Linked DNA regions of Homo sapiens: all the other regions are linked to region 2. The links are chromatin loops, found by intact Hi-C in ENCODE. Cell type or tissue: heart right ventricle. All regions are shown on one strand.

Region 1 (8,000 bases), 240 kb after region 2:
CCCTTCTGGGCTTGGCCAAAGCTTCTGTTGAAACTACATCACAGTTGTGCCTCTCTAGGAATATCGCTTCCCTTGCACCTTCCCAGTGTTGATCCTTGGAGCACTCACCAATAAACTGCTGCCCATACATCTCCATATCAGAGCTGTTTTCAGGGGACCCAACCGAAGACAATTGGTTACACAGCACAAAAATTCTAGAAGATAACATCAAAAAAACCCTTCTAGACCTTGGCTTAGGCAAGGATTTCAGGAACCCAAAAGCAAATGTAACAAAAACAAAGATCAATAGATGAGACTTAAACTAAAAAGCTGCTGCACAGCAAAAGAAATAATCAGCAGAGTAAACAGACAACCCACAGAGTGGGAGAAAATCTTCCCAATCTATACATCCGACAAAGGACTAATATCCAGAATCTACAAGGAACTCAAACAAATCTGCAAGAAAAAAATAAACAATCCCATCAAAAAGTGGACTAAGGACATGAATAGACAATTCTCAAAAGAAGATACACAAATGGCCAACAAACATGAAAAAATGCTCAACATCACTAACGACCAGGGAAATACAAATCAAAACCACAATGCGATACCACCCTCACTCCTGCAAGAATGGCCATAATCAAAAAATCAAAAAATAATAGATGTTGGCATGGATGTGGTGAAAAGGGAAGACTTTTACACTGCTAGGGAGAATGTAAACTAGCACAAACACTCTGGAAAGTAGCGTGGAGATCCATAAGGAACTAAAAGTAGATCTACCATTTGATCCAGCAATCCCACTCCTGGGTATCTACCCAGAGGAAAAGAAGTCATTATACGAAAAAGATACTTGCACACATGTGTTTATAGCAGCACAATTCGCAATTGCAAAAATATGGAATCAGCCCAAACGCCCGTCAATCAGTGAGTGGATAAAGAAATTGTGGTATATATATATATATATATATATATATATATATATATATATATATATATATTTGGAATATATATATATGTATATATATATTTGGAATATATATATGTATATATATATTTGGAATATATATATATGTATATATATATTTGGAATATATATATCTGTATATATATATTTGGAATATATATATGTGTATATATATTTGGAATATATAGATGTGTATATATATTTGGAATATATAGATGTGTATATATATTTGGAATATATATATGTGTATATATATTTGAAATATATATATATGTATATATATATACACCATGGAATATTACTCGACCATAAAAATGAATGAAATAATGGCATTTGCAGCAACCTGGATTATATTGCAGACCATTATTCTAAGTGAAGTAACTCAGGAATTGAAAGCCAAACATCATGTGTCCTCATTCATAAGTGGGAGCTAAGCTATGAGGATGCAAAGGCAGAAGAATGATACAATGTACTTTGAGGACTCCGGGGAAAGTGTAGGAGGTGGGTAAGGGATAAAAGACTATATATTGGGTACAGTGTACACTGCTCAGGTGATGGGTGCACCAAAATCTCAGAAATCACCACTAAAAAACTTAGTCATGTAACCAAACACCACCTGTTCCCCCAAAACCGATTGAAAAATAAACAAACAGTTGGTTACAGAAGTGGTCCCAGGAGGCAGACTCCATTATGAGATCTGGGAAATTGATTACCCATTTGGCCAGTTGCAATAAGGACCCCCCACCCAAAGCGTGGCGGGTAGAGAACTGATACTCTGACACATTGTAGAGGTCAATTGTCAAACTGTTCAGCGACTGGAATGAGACAGCACTGGGAAACGATGTGCTGGCTCAGGTGTTTGAGAGGTATGATGGGCATCAATGTTAGAAGGGCTATGGAACTAGGGAAACCTGATTGACCTAGGGGGACTGGCTTCCCTGCAGAAGTGGCTGCAGTTCAAGCTGACACTAAACGGTGAGTTTGCATGTGAGGGGAGGGAAGGATGATCAGAAAAGAGCTTTCCAGTCAAAGGAAACAGCATATACAGAAGTTCTAATGCAGAAAAGTGCCTGGCAATTAGAGGAAGGGCAAAATGGCCAATGAATCTCTAGAGAGTGGAAGCATGGCTGTCAGCGGAGGCTGGGGAAATAGGCAGGGGACAACTCACAGCCATGGCAGGATTTGTCTTGTCATTTTAGGAGGAGTGATAAACCATTGAAGGATTTGAAGCAAGGAAGCTACAAGATAAGATTTAACTTTTAAGAATCTCTTTGGCTATTTGTGAACTGACTGGAGGGAATAAAAATTGAAATGAAGAAAGCAGCTGCTCAGGGCTGTTGCCGTTCTTATACTGGGATGTGACTGCTCTCACTAGAGCCTCATCTACTCATTGAGCTACTAAACCACCTTCTTGGTGATGGAAGGCCACATCCACCTCCTGACACCTACAGAAATGATCTGGGCAATTTTCCTTTAGTTTAATCTCTGTTAAACACTAGAATGTGGGCTCGGCAGTAATAGAGACTTTGTTTGTTGTATCACTGCTGTATCCCCAGCCCCTAAAACAGTGCTTGGGCCTTAGAAGATGGCACTCAATAAATGTCTGGTGAGTCATTGAATAAATACGTTTTATTTATTTATATGTATTTTTAATAATATATATATTGAGACAGGGTCTCACCCTGTGGCCCGGGCTGGAGTGCAGTGGTACAATCACGACTCCTTGCAGCCTCAAACTCCTGGACTCAATCAACCCTTCCACCTCAGCCTCCTGAGTAGCTGGGATCACAGGCATGTGCCACCACACCCAGCTAATTTTTGTATTTTTTGTAGAGATGAGTTATCACCATGTTGCCCCAAGCTGGTCTGAAACTCCTGGGATCAAGTAACCCTCCCACCTTTTCCTCACAAAGTGGGATTACAGGTATGAGCCACAGGGTCTGGCCTGAATAAATGAATTTTAAAGGAAATACTCCCAATCAGAGTGGAGCAAGTTTCTGAGGATTATTCATGCCTTGAAATCAATAAGTGTGAACAAGGCTCCAAGGGGAGGGAGCAGACCACAATTAAGCAATCCATAGCAACTCACCTATTTATTATATTTATATGGTGGATAAGTAATGGAGACAAACAGGTGTTGCGTGCAGGTTGGGAGATCTTAATGAGACTGGCTGAAGATAAACTTCCCAGGCGAGCTGTAACCTTGTGCTGCAAATAATTTCATTCAAAGTAAGAGCAGCTGGCATGTTTCGACACAAACTGGTCACCGACCCTTGTTTTTCAATTCCTATTTTTTTGTTTTGTTCTTTAATGGAAGAATTTTGGTGTTATTGTTGAATATCATCCAAACCAGCTGTGAAACCCAAATGATTTCCAGTCCTTGCCTGTAGGTCTGGACCTGAAAAAAAGCCTATCAGCTCTTGAGTGACAGGGAAATGTCCTGGCAGCTGTGTTCCTACTCCTGAGCGCCGTTTTAGGGCTGAGACTAAAGCTAAGAGCCGCACTTGAGACCACTCATCTCTTCAAACCTTTCTGTGCTGCTCAGAACCGAAAATCAATTTTATGTAGGAACAGTATGTGATTCCATATTGAGAAGGCCTGTACAGGTGAGTCTGTGCCCTCTGTCATGGCTGTAAACCAGGACATTGCATATTCATGCTTAAGGAGACCTGGCAGGACACCCAGACTGAGGAGCATGAGAGAACAGTGACACCCAGTGGCTAGCTGGCTGCATCTCCAATGTGCTGGGCACAGAGATGGCTGAGGGTGGAGCCCACTATGCTCCAGATCCCAACTTCTGCTTTTTGTCCTTTCAAGCTGGAGAACCCTGTGAAACTCCAGGAAAATTCTAATTGCAGACCAGGTTCTACCAATAATATTTATCCTTCCATATTCTCTGCTACACTTTTTACTTTCAGGATAAGCACCTATCTCTTGCTAGAGTTACTGTGTTTTAAATTGCATCATAAAATTTAATAAATGTTCATGTTCAACAGTTGATAAAATATAAAATTCCAAAATTCCTTTTTTTCTAGTTTTTCAGAATAAAGTTTGTTATTCAGTCAACAAATGTTTACTGTGTACCTACTAGGTGCCAAGCAGTTAATAAAACAGAAGTTCTTTTTTTTAATTATCATACTTTAAGTTCTGGGATACATGTGCAGACAGTGCAGATTTGTTCCATAGGTATACACATGCCGTGGTGGTTTGCTGCACCCATCAACCCCTCATCTACATTAGGTATTTCTCCTAATGTTATCCCTCCTCTAGCCCCCCAACCCCCAGCAGGTCCTGGTGTGTGATATTCCCCTCCCTGTGTCCATGTGTACTTATTGTTCAACTCCCAATTATGAGTGAGAACATGCAGCGTTTGGTTTTCTGTTCCTGTGTTAGTTTGCTAAGAATGATGGTTTCCAGCTTCATCCATGTCCCTGCAAAGGACATGAACTCATCCTTTTTTATGGCTGCGTAGTATTCCATGGTGTATATGTGCCACATTTTCTTTATCCAGTCTATCATTGATGGGCATGTGGGTTGGTTCCAAGTCTTTGCTATTGTGAACAGTACTGCAATAAACATACGTGTGCATGTGTCTTTATACTAGAATGATTTATAATCCTTTGGGTATATACCCAGTAATGGGATTGCTAGGTCAAATGGTATTTCTGGTTCTAGATCCTTGAGGAATCACCACACTGTCTTCCACAATGGTTGAACCAATTTACACTCCCACCAACAGGGTAAAAGCGTTCCTATTTCTCCACATCCTCTCCAGCATCTGTTGTTTCCTGACTTTTTAATAATTGCCATTATAACTGGCATGAGATGGTATCTCATTGTGATTTTGATTTGCATTTCTCTAATGACCAGTGATGATGAGGTTTTTTTCATGTTTGTTCAACATAAATGTTGAAGCCACATAAATGTCTTCTTTTGAGAAGTGCCTGTTCATATCCTTAGCCCACTTTTTGGTGGGGTTGTTTTTTTCTTGTAAATTTAAGTTCCTTGTAGATTCTGGATATTAGCCCTTTGTCAGATGAATAGATTGCAAAAATTTTCTCCCACTCTGTAGGTTGCCTGTCCACTCTGATGATACTTTCTTTTGTGGTGCAGAAGCTCTTTAGTTTAATTAGATCCCATTTGTCAATTTTGGCTTTTGTTGCCATTGCTTTTGGTGTTTTAGTCATGAAGTCTTTGTCCATGCCTATGTCCTGAATGGAATTAGCTCGGTTTTCTTCTAGGGTTTTTATGGCTTTAGGTCTTATGTTTAAGTCTTTAATCCATCTTGAGTTAATTTTTATATAAAGTGTAAGGAAGGAGTCCAGTTTCAGTTTTCTGCATATGGCTAGCCAGTTTTCCCAACACCATTTATTAAATAGGGAATCCTTTCCCCATTGCTTGTTTTTGTCAGGTTTGTCAAAGATCAGATGGTTGTAGATGTGTGACACTATTTCTGAGGCCTCTGTTCTGTTCCATTGGTCTATATATCTGTTTTGGTACCAGTACCATGCTGTTTTGGTTACTGTAGACTTGTAGTATAGTTTAAAGTCAGGTAGCGTGATGCCTCCAGCTTTGTTATTTTTGCTTAAGATTGTCTTGACTATAGGGGCTATTTTTTGGTTCCATATGAAACTTAAAGTAGTTTTTTCTAATTCTGTGAAGAAAGTCAATGGTAGCTTGATTGGGATAGCATTGAATCTATAAATTACTTTGGGTGGTATGGCCATTTTCACAATATTGATTCTTCCTATCCATGAGCATGGATTGTTTTTCCATTTGTTTGTGTCCTCTCTTATTTCCTTGAGCAGTGGTTTGTAGTTCTCCTTGAAGAGGTCCTTCATGTCCCTTGTAAGTTGATTCCTAGGTATTTTATTCTCTTTGTAGCAATTGTGAATGGGAGTTCACTGATGATTTGGCTCTCCATTTGTCTATTATTGGTGTATAGGAATGCCTGTGATTTTTGCACATTGATTTTGTATCCTAAGACTTTGCTGAAGTGGCTTATCACCTTAAGGAGAGTTTGGGCTGAGATGATGGGGTTTTCTAAATATACAGTCATGTCATCTGCAAACAGAGACAATTTGACTTCCTCTCTTCCTATTTGAATACCTGTTATTTCTTTCTCTTGCCTGATTGCCCTGGCCAGAACTTGCAATACTATGTTGAATAGGAGTGGTGAGGGAGGGCATCCTTGTCTTGTGCCAGTTTTCAAAGGGAATGCTTCCAGCTTTTGCCCATTCAGTATGATATTGGCTGCAGGTTTGTCATAAATAGCTCTTATTATTTTGAGATACGTTCCATCAATACCTAGTTTATTGAGAATGTTTAGTATGAAGGGGTGTTGAATTTTATCAAAGGCCTTTTCCGAATCTATTGAGATAATCATGTGGGTTTTTTGTCATTGTTTCTGTTTATGTGATGGATTATGTTTATTGATTTGTGTATGTTGAACCAGCCTTGCATCCCAGGGATGAAGCCGACTTGATCTTGGTGGAGAAGCTTTTTGATGTGCTGCTGGATTCGGTTTGCCAGTATTTTATTAAGGATTTTTGCATCAATGTTCATCAGGGATGTTGGCCTAAAATTTTCTTTTTTTGTTGTGTCTCTGCCAGGTTTTGGTATCAGGATGATGCTGGCCTTATAAAATGAGTTAGGGAGGATTCTCTCTTTTTTTATTATTTGGAATAGTTTCAGAAAGAATGGTACCAGCTCCTCTTTGTACCTCTGGTAGAATTTGGCTGCGAATCCATCTGGTCCTGGGCTTTTTTTGGTTGGTAGTCTATTAATTGCTGCCTCACTTTCAGAACTTGTTATTGATCTATTCAGGGATTCGACTTCTTCCTGGTTTAGTCTTGGGAGGCTGTATGTGTCCAGGAATTTATCCATTTCTTCTAGATTTTCTAGTTTATTTGTGTAGAGGTGTTTATAGTATTCTCTGATGGAAGTTTGTATTTCTGTGGGATCAGCAGTGATATCCCCGTTATCATTTTTTATTGTGTCTATTTGATTCTTCTCTCTTTTCTTCTTTATTAGTCTGGCTAGTGGGTCTATCTATTTTCTTAATCTTTTCAAAAAACCAGCTCCTGGATTCATTGATTTTTTGAAGGGTTTTTCATATCTCTATCTCCTTCAGTTCTGCTCTGATCTTAGTTATTTCTTGTCTTCTGCCAGCTTTTGAATGTGTTTGCTCTTGCTTCTGTAGTTCTTTTCATTGTTATGTTACAGTGTCAATTTTAGATCTTTCCCGCTTTCTCCTGTGGGCATTCAGTGCTATAAATTTCCCTCTAAACACTGCTTTAGCTGTGTCCCAGAGATTCTGGTAGGTTGTGTCTTTGTTCCCATTGGTTTCAAAGAACTTATTTATTTATTTCTGCCTTAATTTTATTATTTACCTAGTAGTCATTCAGGAGCAGGTTGTTCAGTTCCCATGTAGTTGTGCTGTTTTGAGTGAGTTTCTTAATCCTGAGTTCTAATTTGATTGCACTGTGGACTGAGAGATTCTGTTCTTTTGTATTTGCTAAGGAGTGTTTTACTTCCACTTATGTGGTTGATTTTAGAATAAGTGCAATGTGGTGCTGAGAAGAACATATATTCTGTTGATTTGGGGTAGAGAGTTCTGTAGATGTCTATTAGATCCACTTGGTCCAGAGCTGAGTTCAAGTCCTGAATATCCCTGTTAATTTTCAGTCTCATTGATCTGTCTAATATTGACAGTGGGGTGTTAAAGTCTCCCACTATTATTGTGTGGGAGTCTAAGTCTCTTTGTAAGTCTCGAAGAACTTGCTTTATGAATCTGGGTGCTACTGTGTTGGATGCATATATATTAAGAATAGTTAGCTCTTCTTGTTGCATTGATCCCTTTACAATTGTGTAATGCCCTTCTGTGTCATTTTTTATCTTTGTTGGTTTAAAGTCTGTTTTATCAGACACTAGGATTGCAACCCCTGCTTTTTTTGTTTTTGTTTTTGTTTTTGCTTTCCGTTTGCTTAGTAAATATTCCTCCATCCTTTATTTTGAGCCTATGTGTGTCTTTGCACATTTGATGAGTTTCCTGAAT
Region 2 (8,000 bases):
GTGAGAAGTCTTTAGGTACCTTGAAAGCACAGGTGACTTCTCTATTTGACACCAGTATGCCCTTGAAAAAGTTATTCTGTCTTTCAGCATCACAATTTCTCTCTATGTAAAATGTTGGGAGTATGTAGTGTAACCTAAATACATCACCTACCTCATGCCTGTCACAAAGAACGTTATCTTGAAATTAGTTTTCTTTCAATTCACTTCCTTATGTAATCAATCCCACAGCACCTATGAAACAGGTGTGATCATCCTTTTAAGGATGCACTGGCTGGGCGAGATGGCTCATGCCTGTAATCCAGCACTTTGGGAGGCCGAGGCAGGTGGATCACCTGAGGTCAGGAGTTCAAGACCAGGCAGACACCTGTAATCCCACCTACTACGGAGGCTGAGACAGGAGAATCACTTGAATCTGGGGGGCAGAGGTTGCCATGAGCCAAGATGGTGCCACCTCACTCCAGCCTGGGCGAAAGAGCGAGACTCCATAAAAAAAAGGGGGGGTGCACTGACTTAGGCTTGGGAGAGTGATGAGAATGCAAACATAGGTCTCCTGGAGTCTCCAGCCTGTGATGGCCAACATAATGCAAATTTAGCCTCAACATGTGCATATTTGTGGGGAAGCATGCTATAGTTGAAGGGAGGAAGATGGAAAAGAAGTAGAAAAATATGGAGACATGTAGCTACATGTATGTGACCATATATCCTACATCTGATCTTGGAAGCCATGCAAAATGGCCAAGTCCTGACTGGAGATGTTGCAAGAGAAGCAATGTGGTACACAGTTTTTTGGTTTAAAACAGTGGTTCTGGCAGGAGGTAGGAATTCAGTTCCTCAGAGGACATTGGGCAATGTCTGAAAACATTTTGGTTATTACAGTGGGGGAGGGAGTGTTACTGGCATCTGGTGGGTAGTGACCAGGGATACTGCTAAATATTGTAGAAGGCCCAAGGCAGCCCCTACAACAAAGAATTATGCAGCCCAAAATGTCAGTAGCACCAAGACCGAGGCACTGGTTTCAAATGAAAAGTTCAACAAGAACAATAAAATAGTCTTTTCATGTATTTATTCCTTTTCAGTAATAGTCTTTAAATATTCTGGCAATAATGTCAAATGGAGGTTTGCTCAGTACACTAATTCTGTGAGAAGGTTACAATGTTCTAAGGTGAGAAAAGTATGTGTTTAAATAAATGTATTGTTTCTAATACTGGAATGAAGATAGCCCTGAGATAATTGATACTTAAAGTAGTTATAGGTTTTAAATCACAAAAGGTACTAAAAAACATATTTATAGGCTTTAAATCACAAAAGGTACTAAAAGGTACCAGTCAGTAATGTTGATCTAAAATAAAAGTGTAAAATGTTCTCACGAAATTTTCTTCTGTCAGGAAAATCTGAATTCCTTGACTTCAATTATTTGAATTTTGGGGATTTGGAACAAACAACATCCAAAATCGATCGTGCATCGAACAAAAAGATGTAGGAAAGATAAAGACACAAGTTTAAAATCATTTTAAACATGTGTACTGCTTTAAATGTCTATATTTTGCTCAAACTGGTACCTTCCCTGTAAAACTGACACCGAATCCAAACAAGATGACACAATAATATTCTTCAAAGAATGAAGAGTAGATTCAATATATAGTTTACCTGTGTGTCAAAAAACAAAACTAGCTTGATCATTGAAAACCAACTACTTGCGGAGGAAAAAAATAAAGGCAATTCATTTTCTTATTTCACTGAGTCTTTCTAACATAAAAAAGCATGAAGACTGAGTGTTCAGTAGAGTCTACAATGTTGACCCCAAAGTTCAGGATTGCATTGTTAGGTTTGACTCTGTCTGATGGCAGAAGGGCTTCTGTCTCCCAGCATCTAATAAGGAAAATCAAGTTGTGTTTTCCATGTGGTGACTCCTATCAGCAGAATTTTAAATATACTTTTAATAAAAGCACATGACATGTGAAACTTTATGGTTGGTATGCGTAGATGGAAAACCATTAAAAATGTTTTTAATATGGGAAATTTATGACCACAAAATCAGTATATATCAAAGACTTTGGCCAAGGCATACCAATAAAGCATTCACCTACTGGGTAATGTTAAAACAGGGCAAGATAAAAGTAAAGCTGGTTCATTTCTTCCCATCACAACAAAAAGATTGATAAAGAACATACTTGATATCAAACAGAGCTTCCTGCTGGCTTCAGTTACCTGGGAGTTCGGAGCCTGTGGTTTGAATAATGTTCCGCCTACAATAGGAAAGACAGCAGAAGTGTGGAGAGACTGATGGGGCTTCCTGCAGGCTGAGCTTTTAGAGTTCAAACTCATTCTTTATTCTCGAGTAGAAACGATAACAAATGTGTAAATAAATAGTCACGGATCTTCTGATGTTCCTCTTTTGGTGCTGGGAATTGCATAATGGTTCACCCAGTGGAGATGAGCTGCATTCCTCAAACTGTACTCCAGAGTTATGTAAGTTATCAAAAGAATTGGCAAAGAAGAATTTTTCACAAATTCACCTGAAAATAAATCTCTGTATATGAGATTCCTGAAGAAACAGGGTTTAGACAGTTGGTGCACTGACTAAAGAAAATTTGATCATGAAAAACATAAAATCTGTAATATTAATAGACTTCCTACACAGCATAAGCTATCATTTTAATGACTGTAAGTTTTGTCTCTTTAATTTTGGAAAATATGTTGCCAAAGTAATAAAATCTTAATATAACAATCTAAATTTTAATATGAAATATAACTATACCTGATAGAGGTCATAATTTTTTTTTCCTAAAAGGAATGCCTAAATCACTATCAAAGAGATCTCCTCTTGATCCTCGTGAACTTAGCCATTATTTATCTCATTTTCAAACATATCAGTAAAAACACCTAAGACAATACATTTTGTAATTTCATACATCATTTTCTAATCATTTCTAACCATTGAAATAACAATTATATTTGGCATTCAAGTTTTTGAAATCCACCTTTGTTTCTGTTATTAGCAGATATGCTTTGAGTAATGCACAGAGGGCAATACTCTAACTTCTGACAAATGAGCCTTTAAGTTAAAGGAAGGTGGAGACAAAGAAAATTCTGATATAATTCAAACTGGCTGAGCTATAGAAGCAGTGCCGAGTGACCACGAGAGGGCAGCATCCTCAAATAGTTGTGAGGGGGAGGGGCGGGGGCGGCAGGGATGCAATTTATGGTGGTTAGCTGAACCTGTGTAGAACTTCAAAGTCTTGTACTGTTTTCTAATTCTTCCAGTCGAAACCCAGAAAAGTGAGAACAAGCATTTTTTTTCTCCAACTTAAAAAACAAGTGGAAGAAATTCTAAAGCAGAAATAACAACACTTTACAGCACTTAACCATGTGTCTGGCACTGTTCTAAGGGCTTTACAAATATTTACTCCCTTAGTTCTCCTAAGAACCCTGTGACGTGCACACCATTATTACTCCCAATCTTACAGAAAAGGAAACCGAGGCACGGGGAGTTTATCACTTGCTCCAGTCACATAGCTGCCAATCGGTGGAGTTGGGATGCAGACCACAGCAGCTGGATCTAGTCCAAGCATAAGACTTCTCCAGTGGAACTGAGAATTCCCAGTGGGCCCTCTGTTCTAGTGAGTCATTAAGCCTCTCTGATGAACTCGAAGTCAGATAGTAACTTTCTCCTCTCACTCAATTTTCTTAGAAGATACAATGTGATATTTTTGTCTTATTTTCCATAATAATAACCCATCTGCACTTAAAAAGAAATCCACCGTGTTTCCTTAAAATGCACACTATTACAGGCATATGTGATATATGAAGACTCGTCAAAGAGAATAATGCCCATTTTAGGCTTTGAGTCTTAAGACAGTGGAAACCTAAATGTACACAAAAATAAATAAAGACTCAAGCCTTGGTCAGCACCGGGCTTATAAATTGGTTAAACCAACAGCCTACATATGGGGAAAAATGAAGAATATCTACAAAATAATATATTATTATATGCTCATCATGATATTGAAAAAATTGACTCAAGAACTACTTGAAGGGGATCCCAAGCTAGAAAAAGACAAATCAAATTAATTAATCAATCAGGAGTATCAAATCAAAACAAGTTTTAAAAATAGACTTATAGGAAAGAGGTAGTAAATTCATGTTGAACAAATCTGAACTGTCAAGTAAACCATTCATTCATTCATTCATTCATTCATCTGGAAATTATGGAGAGTTAGGGACAGAAGCAATGACCTCTTCACAAAGTAGAGGCTGAAAGAGGAGTAGGATTTTGCTAGAAGAGGCAAAGAAGGAGAGTGCTTTCTAGGAAAGGGATCAACAAAAACCAAGTTCAGAGATGAGGAAGAGCAGAACGTGTCTGAAGAATGGCAAAAAGCCATAATTAGCTAAAATCTGTGATCTCTGGAGAAAGGTGGGGGAAATGAGCCAGCAAATATAGGGGGTGGAAGGGAGGAAAAATATTTCTTTCCTTCTACTTATCCTAGGTTCATGGCTGAGGCCCTATAACAAAATGAAGATTAACAAAAGAGGCTGGGCACAGTGGCTCACACCTGTGATCCCAACATTTTGGGAGACCAAAGTGGGAGGATTGCTTCATCTGAGGAGTTTGAGACCAGCCTGGGCAACATAGGAAGACACTGTATCTACAAAAATCCAGGAGGATTGCTTGATCCTGGGAGGTAAAGGCTGCAGTAAGCCATGATTGCACCACTGCACCCCAGCCTAGGTGACAGAGCAAGACATTGTCTCAAAAAAAAAAAAAAGTAATGAAAGAAAAGCATAGAAATGTGTTTAATATAAATTGTACATGATACCAGAGCCTTCATAAGGAAATGAAGACCTGAAGAAACAGTTCAACCTGAATGTTTTTTGTTTTGTTTTGTTTTGTTTTGAGACAGAGTCTCACCCTCTTGCCCAGGCTGGAGTGCAGTGGTGGGATCCTGGCTCACTGCAAGCTCCGCCTCCCAGGCTCACACCATTCTCCTGCCTCAGACTCCCGAGTAGCTGGAACTACAGGCGACCGCCACCATGCCCGGCTAATTTTTCATATTTTTAGTAGAGACAGGGTTTCATCGTGTTAGCCAAGATGGTCTCGATCTCCTGACCTCGTGATCCACCCGCCTCGGCCTCCCAAAGTGCTGGGATTACAGGCGTGAGCCACTGCACCCGGACCTGAATGTTTTTTATAGTAGATTTGATGAAGAGTGGACAGTCATGAAGAAATATGACAGGGCAAAAAGAGTATCATCTAATGGTAATAAACTGGAAGAAGTTTATTACCATTAACTGGGAAAAGGCCTGTTTGTTCAGATTCTTCTCTGTTACCCTTCATCTTCAGAGAGAAGGATATTCCTGTCCTCTGGGTATAAGGAAAGCATCTCTCACATGAGAGTCTTATGACCTTATTCAGGGGAGGGTCAGAATATCCTCCCAGGTTTTATGACCGGAAGAAGGCCAGCAGCAGGAGTGGGAAAGCAAGTGAGAGTGACTTTCCCACTTCTGCAGTTTTCTCAAATTACTTCAGCTTAAAATGCCCAATATGCCAAGGTTCCATATTTTGGGATAGTGAGTCCTGAACCCCATCAAGGGCAATGGGATCTTAAGTCTCTGAAACAAAAGTCTTGGTAAGGGACTTGACTTTTATATTGTAGGAAATGCAGAAAATAAGATTAAATTCTGGTGCATATCTAGTGTGCAAGTAAAAGGTTATCTTCAAATGTGTTATTAAGTATTCACATGAAGGATTGAATCATGAGTTCCTTTAGGGTCACAGATGCTGCCCGATCAGGAAAGCAAGCCCACATTTTCAAATGGCTTAATGAATAGGAGCAGCAACAATTAAAAAGAAGTACTGAAAGAGAGGTGAAGAGAGGAGGTGAGTAAGGGCAACTGAAGAACAGGTAATAGAGGTAGTGTCTCCAGAATGCACAAAAGAGGAGATTTAAGCAATGATGGTCTGTTTATCAGTTAATGTCCATCAGCCTCAGACCAGCAAAATGATCAAGAGGACCCAATTACCTAAATCAGACATTTTAAAACATAGGCATGTGCCTCTCAAACATTTTGAGTGCCTACTATGTTCAAGACACTGGACTAGGTGCTAGTTTAATGCAAGATGAAAGAGAGATGATTTCTGCTGCCCAGAAATTTATAGTCTGTATAGGAGCAGGGTGAAGTTGGTCAATAATAAAAATCATTGTACTATAGTCAAGATCTCACGAAGAGCTGTCTGCATAGTTCTATGTAGAGAAATAAGAAACTGGTCATTTAGAAGGATGTTTAGGTTATTTTTTATTATTATTATTATTATTATTATCATTATTATTATTATTTTAGAGACAGGCATTCACTATGTTGCTCCGGCTGTACTCAAAATCCTGGACTTAAGCCATCCTCCCTCTCAGCATCCCAAGTAGCTGGGATTACAGACAGGAGCCACCACGCACAGCAATGTTCAGGTTATTGTTTTCCAGGACTGTCTGGGCCAAGGATGCTATTCGTTCCTCTTCTCTTCTAGAAGATTCTATTTCTCTCTCAAGGTTTATTTCTCTGAAGAGGTTCCTAAATCTTCTTTCACCCCAGCTCTTAATAAAGGCCTAATCAATGAATAAATGAATGAATGAATGAATGAGGAAATTGAATGTTTATGTGACAATTCAGGCCCCAAAAGTTTGCATAATCAAATATAAGAAAAAATCCTGCCTTGCAAAGAAAGTCTTTGTGTCTCTTCTTCCTGCACCAAAAAAAAAAAGTTTAATAATATGCTTTTGTTTTACAAATAGTAAATTTAGACATTTCCTTGAAAGAAAACTGAGTGATATCTATGCAAGCAAAAAAAAAGAGACAGAGAAAAGTGGATACTACACTGAATAGAAAATTGAAAGGCTAGTTTTAATCCTAGCTTGCTACCATCTAACTGGATAAACTTAGACAATTTGAACTAATATTTCCTCCCTGTTTCAACTAGTAGAAAATGTATTAATTAGCAACTTTTTTTTCCGTGGGGCGTGGTAGAGAGAAAAAAAGTAAAAGTCAATTCACAATGATCAGAAATGAAAAAAATAATGAAAATTAAAAAAAAACTTTAGGCACTTTATTACATGTTTGGGTTTAGTGTACCTAGTGTATGCAATATTACTTCATTTTCAAAATTATTCCAACATGCATTGTTCTTGTACTGCAGATGAAGAGTCTGAAATCTAACGTTGTTTGTAGTTACATATTCCCCCAAAGTGGCCAAACTAGCAAAGTAGAGCTATGACATATATATGAGATCTATTCACATAAAAATAAAATGCAAAATCCCTAAATGCAATTTTCTCATTGCATGAGAAAATGATTTGAAAGTTTTTGAGAAAGTACTATAATCAGGTTGACTTTACATATACAGTAATAACACGATGCAGAAAAAAATTATTTTCTCATGAATTTAACAAACAATTGCTAAATAAGTTATTGTGCCAAGGACTGGGGTGCAATACAGTAGAAATTGTGTCCATCCCAGGGAGTTTTCAGTGTAGTGAGAGATGTAAATAAGTAATCAGCCAATTACAATTCAGTGGGGTAAGTATTGATAGAGGGGCGGAGGATACTCTGGGAAAACATAAAATGAGTTCTGAACTCTGTGTGAAGAGTCAGGAAAGCGTTGATGGACCAGCAGAAGTGAGCCAGGTGAAATGTGGGTAGGAGTGTTCCTGAGAGGGGAAAGAAAATGAGCAGAGACCCTAACAATAGAGAAATATGACTTATGGCTTATTCTGGGGAACTAATACAGGTTTCCTGTGCCTAGAGGGTAGGGTTTCAGATGGGGAATGGAGAGGGATGAAAGTAGCAGTAGGTATAAAGGAGCCAGACTAACATGAGCTTTGAAGCCATGGTTAGGAGATTGGATTTAATTCTAAGGCTGCTAAGTATCACCTGACCTGTTTGTGAGTTAGTATGGAGGCTGAATTGGAGAGAAACACAACTGTAGGCAGGCTACCAACTGTGATAGACTC
Region 3 (8,000 bases), 110 kb after region 2:
GATTTTCAGGTCTTCAGTCTTCCAGCATCCCACTCCCATAGTGTACCTGATGTTTGCTGTCACCTCAAACTCTTGAATCTTTAATTCCAGTTCCTGTATTCCAACTATGACATCCTGCCTTAGCTCTCAGACCCTGACTCCTGGGTAAAAGACACCTTTAGTCACTTGACTCCTCCCTAGTCTTCTAGCCCTTGGGTCCCTTTCCCTCTAGCCTCACTTCCTTTCTCTGCTCCTGCCTTTTAGATTGTGCCACCTCGGTCTCTTCTACAGGCTCTTCCTCTCCTTACCCTTTAAATACTTTTCTTCCCCAGAGTCCACAATTTTGTCATATGATTACCACACCATCTGCATGTTAGATTTTTTTCCATATAGATTTATCAAGGGCCTACTACGTGCCGGAAAGTATACTGGGCCCTGAGGATACACTGATGGGTTAAAAACAGACCTGCCTGGCACACAGTGGTACACAGTAATATGTGAAGACTAGATAAATGGTTCACAACAAAGTCTCAAACATCAAAGACCTAATAAATATTTATGGAATAAGTTCTGATTTTTCACAGTAAAAAGAGTTTTGATGAGGGAAGAAAACTAATGCCATTTCTGAAACGTTTTTTAGAATCCAGGCTTCTTAATCCACAGAAGCAAAGATAAAGGAAAAATTACTTAATAGAGTCTATATTATGTGAAGTCTTTTTTTAACCAAAGTTTATAACTATTTTTATTTACAACTAGAAATGAAATTAAACTGCTAAATAGGCATTCAGATTAAATAAGAGTACTTCTTGCCTGAGATTTATGAAACATTTGTTTATTAAGGACCCCGAGACTATCTTCTAGATATTTGTGGAGTGGTTTAAATGTGGTCCTGCTTTAGAACAACCAGAACAAAAACAATAGGTTGATTGATAGATTCTGGTAATTTTATGAAATGTACCATTTAGTTCCAAGGCCAGTATTTATTATACTTCCTCCTCCTCCTTCCCCAGGAAAAATTGGACCACCTAAACTGGATATCAGAAAGGAGGAGAAGCAAATCATGATTGACATATTTCACCCTTCAGTTTTTGTAAATGGAGACGAGCAGGAAGTCGATTATGATCCCGAAACTACCTGTTACATTAGGGTGTACAATGTGTATGTGAGAATGAACGGAAGTGAGGTATGTGTTTCACATTTTTCATAATGGAAATTCTTGTGTAGCTAGCAAAAGTTGTTCCTTTCTGTAGTGTAATGAAAATAGGATGCTTATAAATATTCAAGCAAGACTCACAGATCATAGATTTGATAAGAAAAATATGTGAATGCTATTAAAGCAAAAATGATACAGAGTTAGTCACTAACACTGACCATGTGAATACATTTAGTTTTTATTTGCTTCATTTAGCAGAATGGCTCTAATCTAGGATTTTTCCCAGTACACCTCCATTGCTCCACTGGTAAAATGAGGATTTTCTTCCTCATTGGCGGTGACGTAAAGTAATATTAATACTTCTGTTTCCCACCAGCTAAATTTCTGGACAAATGAATAGGACAAATGAACATTTGTTAGTTTAACAACTAACAATAAACATTCCTGCAATTTGAGTTTTTAAATTTACCATTTTTATAAGGAATATAACAGATGCATAGTATCGTGCTGTGTTGAAGTAACAAATTGACTTATTGATAGTAAAGCTATTTTTAGACATGTTCAAGTCAATCATATATATTTCTTCAGTTGTTTGACCAGGACTAATATGGTGATTTTTTTTTTTTTTCAGATTAAAAGAAGCTGTGCATTTTCACTGTTTTCTTTTTTCATCTAGATCCAGTATAAAATACTCACGCAGAAGGAAGATGATTGTGACGAGATTCAGTGCCAGTTAGCGATTCCAGTATCCTCACTGAATTCTCAGTACTGTGTTTCAGCAGAAGGAGTCTTACATGTGTGGGGTGTTACAACTGAAAAGTCAAAAGAAGTTTGTATTACCATTTTCAATAGCAGTATAAAAGGTAAGTTCTTGCCATTTTTTTTCTAAATATAGAGGGAGCAGTAACTAAAATAGGATCATGTGAGGAAAGCAAACTCATTTGCAGTTTCAAAAGATCTGTTTTAACAATATTCATTTGCATTAGTTCCATTCCTTAGAGAAGTTCAAAATTAAAAATAAAGCAGTTTCTCACACATTTAAAGATATAGAACAACTAATTTGGAAAGCCATGTGATGGCCCCTTGACCCAGGAAAGAAAAAATATATAATAAGTACATAAAACTACACAAATGTTTGCATTTCAGGATTATGAATTATAAGTCAGTTTGTTACTTCACCATAGCAAGATGTTGTGAATCCACTAAAATGTTCTTTATGGGGATTGTAATTTAAAGACTGAAGAGCAGGAACGATCACTGGTTACAACTGTATGACGTGGACTGGACAAAGACTCGAGATTAATATCCAAAAAAGTTTATAGATGGGTTTGAATAATAGATAATGGGTCATTTTTATAACATTTTACAATAATTAATTTTATTTCATCTTTTAATGTGGGGGGTGGGGAGGTAGAGATATATATGCTAGAACTTGAACTTTAGAACTGTTACTCTCAGGTGTCAGGAACCTTAAAGAAGTTTGGACTTTTCTTTGCAGTTAGGAAATGTAAGTGTTCATTATAGATAATTTATAAAATATGAAAAACCAGAAGAAAACAAAATAATCTGTAGTTCTACCATGCAAAAATACCCCATTATTCACAGTTTGATATTTTCTTTAGTTTTTCTACATAGACATGATCATATTGTATAGTATATATGATTTTGTGTATTGCTTTAAGCATATATTGTAACTCATGCTTTGATGATTATCTTTGTGTGTGTGTGTGTGTGTGTGTGTGTGTGTGTGTGTGTGTGTATACATATATTTTTTTCCTTAGGATTTTTTTAGAATAGATTTCATAGGTTTAAAATTTTATGATGCAAGTATATTTTCGAGGAATGGAAATATAGGCTGAAGAGCCAGAACAAACACCTAAAATTCAATACTAATAACTTCAAGCCATTATATGAAGGTTTCAAATAGGTGATTTAAAGCAGTGCAATGCATTTTATGCTAATTTTCGTTATGCTATTTGAAAAATAAAACCCTTCTTAATGCTCAAAATTTGAAATAATGCAAATGCCGCAGATTTGTTTTTAGCCTGAATTATACACTGCACTGATAGTATGGCCACACGGTGGCATTGCCGTGGCTCCTGAGCAGCAGCCCTGCCTGCTTGCCTCAATGCCTTGCAGCCAGCACTTGCTCAGCCCGTGGGACTTCTAACAGCACTAATGTTGGTTTTGTAGTTATTTTCCTTTTTACTTTTGTAATGATTTAACTTTTTTCACACCCTGTAATAAGCGTAATAGAAGCATTCATTAGTAACTTCCATAGTTAGAAAATTCTGGGTAACAAAATGCCCTAAAGGATGCCGGACATTGTCACAGTATGTTAGAGTGCTGTTAATTTGGAAGAGAGAACTATGAAAAAAAAAAAATACTGAAGATTGTGCTGCAAAAATAAAAGGCAGCATTACAGCAAAGTACACAATGGTGATTCTAGATGTATGTGCTTGGAAACAAATCTTTCCTATTTTATATTATTTATGTCTGGTTTATAACTAAGGGGACTTTATTCCTGTGCAGCATTGCTGTGTGCATGTACATCTGTGAAGCTTTATAAGTATTTGCAGTCGTGAAATAAATGTAACAGGAAATTCTGAGGAGTGGGGCTAAATCATCTTAAGAGCAATAAACATTGCCAGAATTTCTTTCTTTTTTTTTTTGTTGTTTTGTTTTGTTTTGAAATGGAGTCTCGCTCTGTCACCAGGCTGGAGTCCAGTGGCACAATCTCAGCTCACTGCTACCTCCACTTCCCAGGTCCAAGCGATTCTCCTGCCTCAGCCTCCCACGTAGCTGGGACTACAGGCGCATGCCACCACACCCAGCTAATTTTTGTATTTTTAGTAGAGATGGGGTTTCACCATGTTGGCCAAGATTGTCTCGATCTCTTGACCTCGTGATCCGCCCACCTCGACTTCCCAAAGTGCTGGGATTACAGGCTTGAGCCACTGTGCCCAGCTGCCAGAATTTGTTTCTAAGGAGAGGTATTTTTAAAATTATTCTTTTGCATTTTTAACCGAAAGAAATGCATAACCCTGGAAACACACTGTATGTAGGGCTGTAAGGAAATTATTGTAGAAAAGCTATTTTAACTATGTTGTGTCATAGTAGAATAGTCCCAGAAAGTTCTAGAATTGCAGAGCTGGGAAGAACCATATTGCTATCTAAGACAGATACCTAATTTTTTACTCAGATTTCCTAACTTCTGCTTCCTTCAGTGTTCTTTAAAACTCTGGCCCTATTCACTAATTTGTAAATCTATTCAAGAATGGCACTAAGACTTTTTGATAGATAATAGCAGTATTCCATCTTAATTGTAACTTGTGATTTCTGCCTTTTTTAAGGTTCTCTTTGGATTCCAGTTGTTGCTGCTTTACTACTCTTTCTAGTGCTTAGCCTGGTATTCATCTGTTTTTATATTAAGAAAATTAATCCATTGAAGGAAAAAAGCATAATATTACCCAAGTCCTTGGTAATGTATTTAATTTTTTTATATACACTAAAAAGTTAACTTGAACCTTTTTTGATAGTTTCTTAAATTATGTTTTTAAAGTAGAATGATATTCAACAAGATGTCACCTGCCATCAATCAGTCAGTCTACCACACATGCAAAATCACATACTGTGTCTTTTGCTGTGCAGCAAGTATTTTGTTTTTTTTTTTATTCTCAGGGAAAAACACGGTGAGACAATTCTGTTAAAGATCTTAAAGTCTAGGGGGAAGAAAAGATAAATATACATTGGCTATATAACGTGTGATAGATTCAAAGATTTATACCTGAGCCCATGAGGACTTTGTCCAGCTTTGGGGTGGGGTTAGTCATGGCTTTTCCAGAGGCAATGCCTGAGCAGTCTTGAGGGACATACAGGAGTTTAGGCACTAGGGGACAGAATGTGCTGAGGTCCAGAGCCAAGAAAGCATGACTTTGAAAGCTCTGCAAATACAGAAACACTTCATTATGGTTGGAGTATGAAAGGAAAGTTGGCCAAAAATGAGACTAACGTAGGAGTTTGACGATTTTAATGTCCAACATTTCAAAGCCTTTGATGTAAAGAACATTTAAAGGTAACAGAATAGTATCTATTTGAGTCAAATATGACAGGAATAATATCTGTGATGCTCAAAGGGCACATTAAAATTTGCTATAAACTACCTTTAAAGTGGATAAGAACTCTCAACAGTTAGTAGTCAACTCACAAATGAATTATAATATTTTATTCTTACTAGTAATTAAGCACAAAGTAACCTTGCAGTATGCCATTTTACACGCGCTAGAGAAGAAAAAAGAAACCTGGATATCCAGTAGTACCAGCAGTAGCATAACGGGTAAATGCTGGTGAAAAGTAATCTAGCCCTGGTAAGAATAAAAGCACACAGTGGGTATTCAGTGTAATAGTGACGTAAACATACCATTTCTTTGATATGGTCACTCCACTCTTAAAAAATGTATTATAAGGAAATAATTTCATAAATAAAAAGATGTACAGGATATTTAACATGTTCCATAGCTAGTAAAAATTGGAAACATTTCCCCATCTATTAAATTATTTATCAGTATAAAGAAATAATATGAGCTACTAAAAATTATAATGATGAAGGCAAGTAATGAGAATATTACTTAAGTAGATGTGCCCACTTTGTAAACATAATGTGCGTACATGTGGAAGATAATTGTATTAGGATTCTCTAGAGGGACAGAACTAATGGAATATATATATAAAGATATATATATAATACCAAATAAACTCCCCTTTATATAAATCTATATTTTATATATTATATATTATATATATTTTATATGTTATATAATATATATTATATATTATATATAATATATTATAAATTATATATTTTATATAATATATTATAAATTATATATTTTATATAATATAAGTTATATATTTTATATATTATATTATAAATTATATGTTTATATAATATATTATAAATTATATATTTTATGTAATATAAATTATATTTTATATAATATATTATAAATTATAAATTATATATTATATATTATAAATTATATATTATATAATATATATTAATTATATTTTTCATATATATATATATAAAGGGGAGTTTATTTAGTATTATTTAGTATTAACTCACACGATCAGAGGTCCCACAATAGGCCATCTGCAGGCTGAGGAGCAAGGAGAGCCAGTCCAAGCTCCAAACTTGAAGAATTCAGAGTCCGATGTTCAAGGGCAGGAAGCATTCAGCATGGGAGAAAGATGTAGGCTGGGAGGCTAGGCCAGTCTCTCTTTTCACATTTTTCTGCCTGCTTACATTCTAGCCATGCTGGCAGCTGATTAGATTGTGCCCATTCGGGTTAAGGGCGGGTCTTCCTTTCCCAGCCCACTGACTCAAATGTTAATCTCCTTTGGCAGCACCCTCACAGACACACCCAGGATCAATACTTTGTATCCTTCAGTCCAATCAAGTTGACACTCAGTATTAACCATCACAGTAACGTACAAAAAGCAACATATATTAGTAAGATATCTGATGGCTTTTTAAAAATTCTAAAACTTTGTTTTTAATATTACTATGGGACCTTTCATTAAAAAGAAATGGCAACATCTGATTCACCCATTATCCTAAATGTGCCATTTGGTGGTCCATTACTTCAGACCTTTGTTTTTTTTGAGGGTAGGCACTTAAGCTTAACAATTTTTTATCTTTAATCAATTTTTCTCCCCATAGATCTCTGTGGTAAGAAGTGCTACTTTAGAGACAAAACCTGAATCAAAATATGTATCACTCATCACGTCATACCAGCCATTTTCCTTAGAAAAGGAGGTGGTCTGTGAAGAGCCGTTGTCTCCAGCAACAGTTCCAGGCATGCATACCGAAGACAATCCAGGAAAAGTGGAACATACAGAAGAACTTTCTAGTATAACAGAAGTGGTGACTACTGAAGAAAATATTCCTGACGTGGTCCCGGGCAGCCATCTGACTCCAATAGAGAGAGAGAGTTCTTCACCTTTAAGTAGTAACCAGTCTGAACCTGGCAGCATCGCTTTAAACTCGTATCACTCCAGAAATTGTTCTGAGAGTGATCACTCCAGAAATGGTTTTGATACTGATTCCAGCTGTCTGGAATCACATAGCTCCTTATCTGACTCAGAATTTCCCCCAAATAATAAAGGTGAAATAAAAACAGAAGGACAAGAGCTCATAACCGTAATAAAAGCCCCCACCTCCTTTGGTTATGATAAACCACATGTGCTAGTGGATCTACTTGTGGATGATAGCGGTAAAGAGTCCTTGATTGGTTATAGACCAACAGAAGATTCCAAAGAATTTTCATGAGATCAGCTAAGTTGCACCAACTTTGAAGTCTGATTTTCCTGGACAGTTTTCTGCTTTAATTTCATGAAAAGATTATGATCTCAGAAATTGTATCTTAGTTGGTATCAACCAAATGGAGTGACTTAGTGTACATGAAAGCGTAAAGAGGATGTGTGGCATTTTCACTTTTGGCTTGTAAAGTACAGACTTTTTTTTTTTTTTAAACAAAAAAAGCATTGTAACTTATGAACCTTTACATCCAGATAGGTTACCAGTAACGGAACAGTATCCAGTACTCCTGGTTCCTAGGTGAGCAGGTGATGCCCCAGGGACCTTTGTAGCCACTTCACTTTTTTTCTTTTCTCTGCCTTGGTATAGCATATGTTTTTGTAAGTTTATGCATACAGTAATTTTAAGTAATTTCAGAAGAAATTCTGCAAGCTTTTCAAAATTGGACTTAAAATCTAATTCAAACTAATAGAATTAATGGAATATGTAAATAGAAACGTGTATATTTTTTATGAAACATTACAGTTAGAGATTTTTAAATAAAGAATT

What was found. A loop is a pair of places that touch in the nucleus more often than their neighbours do. Peaks named below come from ENCODE experiments on the same cell type or tissue, not always from the same donor. Only the 100,000 strongest peaks of a DNase experiment are listed, where the experiment ranks them.
Region 1: it touches region 2 in a loop (4-fold over the local background); 25 of 110 quality-filtered maps call a loop at or near these places.
Region 3: it touches region 2 in a loop (3-fold over the local background); 22 of 110 quality-filtered maps call a loop at or near these places.

What each region holds. Positions count from the first base shown.
Region 1 is chr6:137,072,374-137,080,373 of GRCh38, reverse strand. No RefSeq gene overlaps it. Among named protein-coding and RNA genes, the nearest start is that of IL20RA, 31 kb to the right of the region's middle. RefSeq lists an enhancer at 3,519-3,728. In heart right ventricle, CTCF peaks have their summits at 3,466 and 3,678 (motif pointing left); a DNase peak (open chromatin) is centred at 3,653.
Region 2 is chr6:137,309,624-137,317,623 of GRCh38, reverse strand. It overlaps LOC105378017 (a long non-coding RNA gene), which reads left to right and starts at 3,509. Exons shown (of 3, transcript XR_943043.1): 1 at 3,509-3,620. RefSeq lists an enhancer at 1,934-2,534. In heart right ventricle, a CTCF peak has its summit at 3,119 (motif pointing right); DNase peaks (open chromatin) are centred at 3,163 and 3,484; H3K4me3 peaks cover 561 bases.
Region 3 is chr6:137,197,494-137,205,493 of GRCh38, reverse strand. It overlaps IFNGR1 (interferon gamma receptor 1), which reads left to right. Exons shown (of 7, transcript NM_000416.3): 4 at 990-1,162; 5 at 1,809-1,995; 6 at 4,486-4,613; 7 at 6,855-8,000. The coding sequence ends at 7,463. Among named protein-coding and RNA genes, the nearest start is that of IFNGR1, 18 kb to the left of the region's middle. In heart right ventricle, a CTCF peak has its summit at 3,203 (motif pointing right); no DNase peak of the experiment used is centred here; H3K27ac peaks cover 2,890 bases.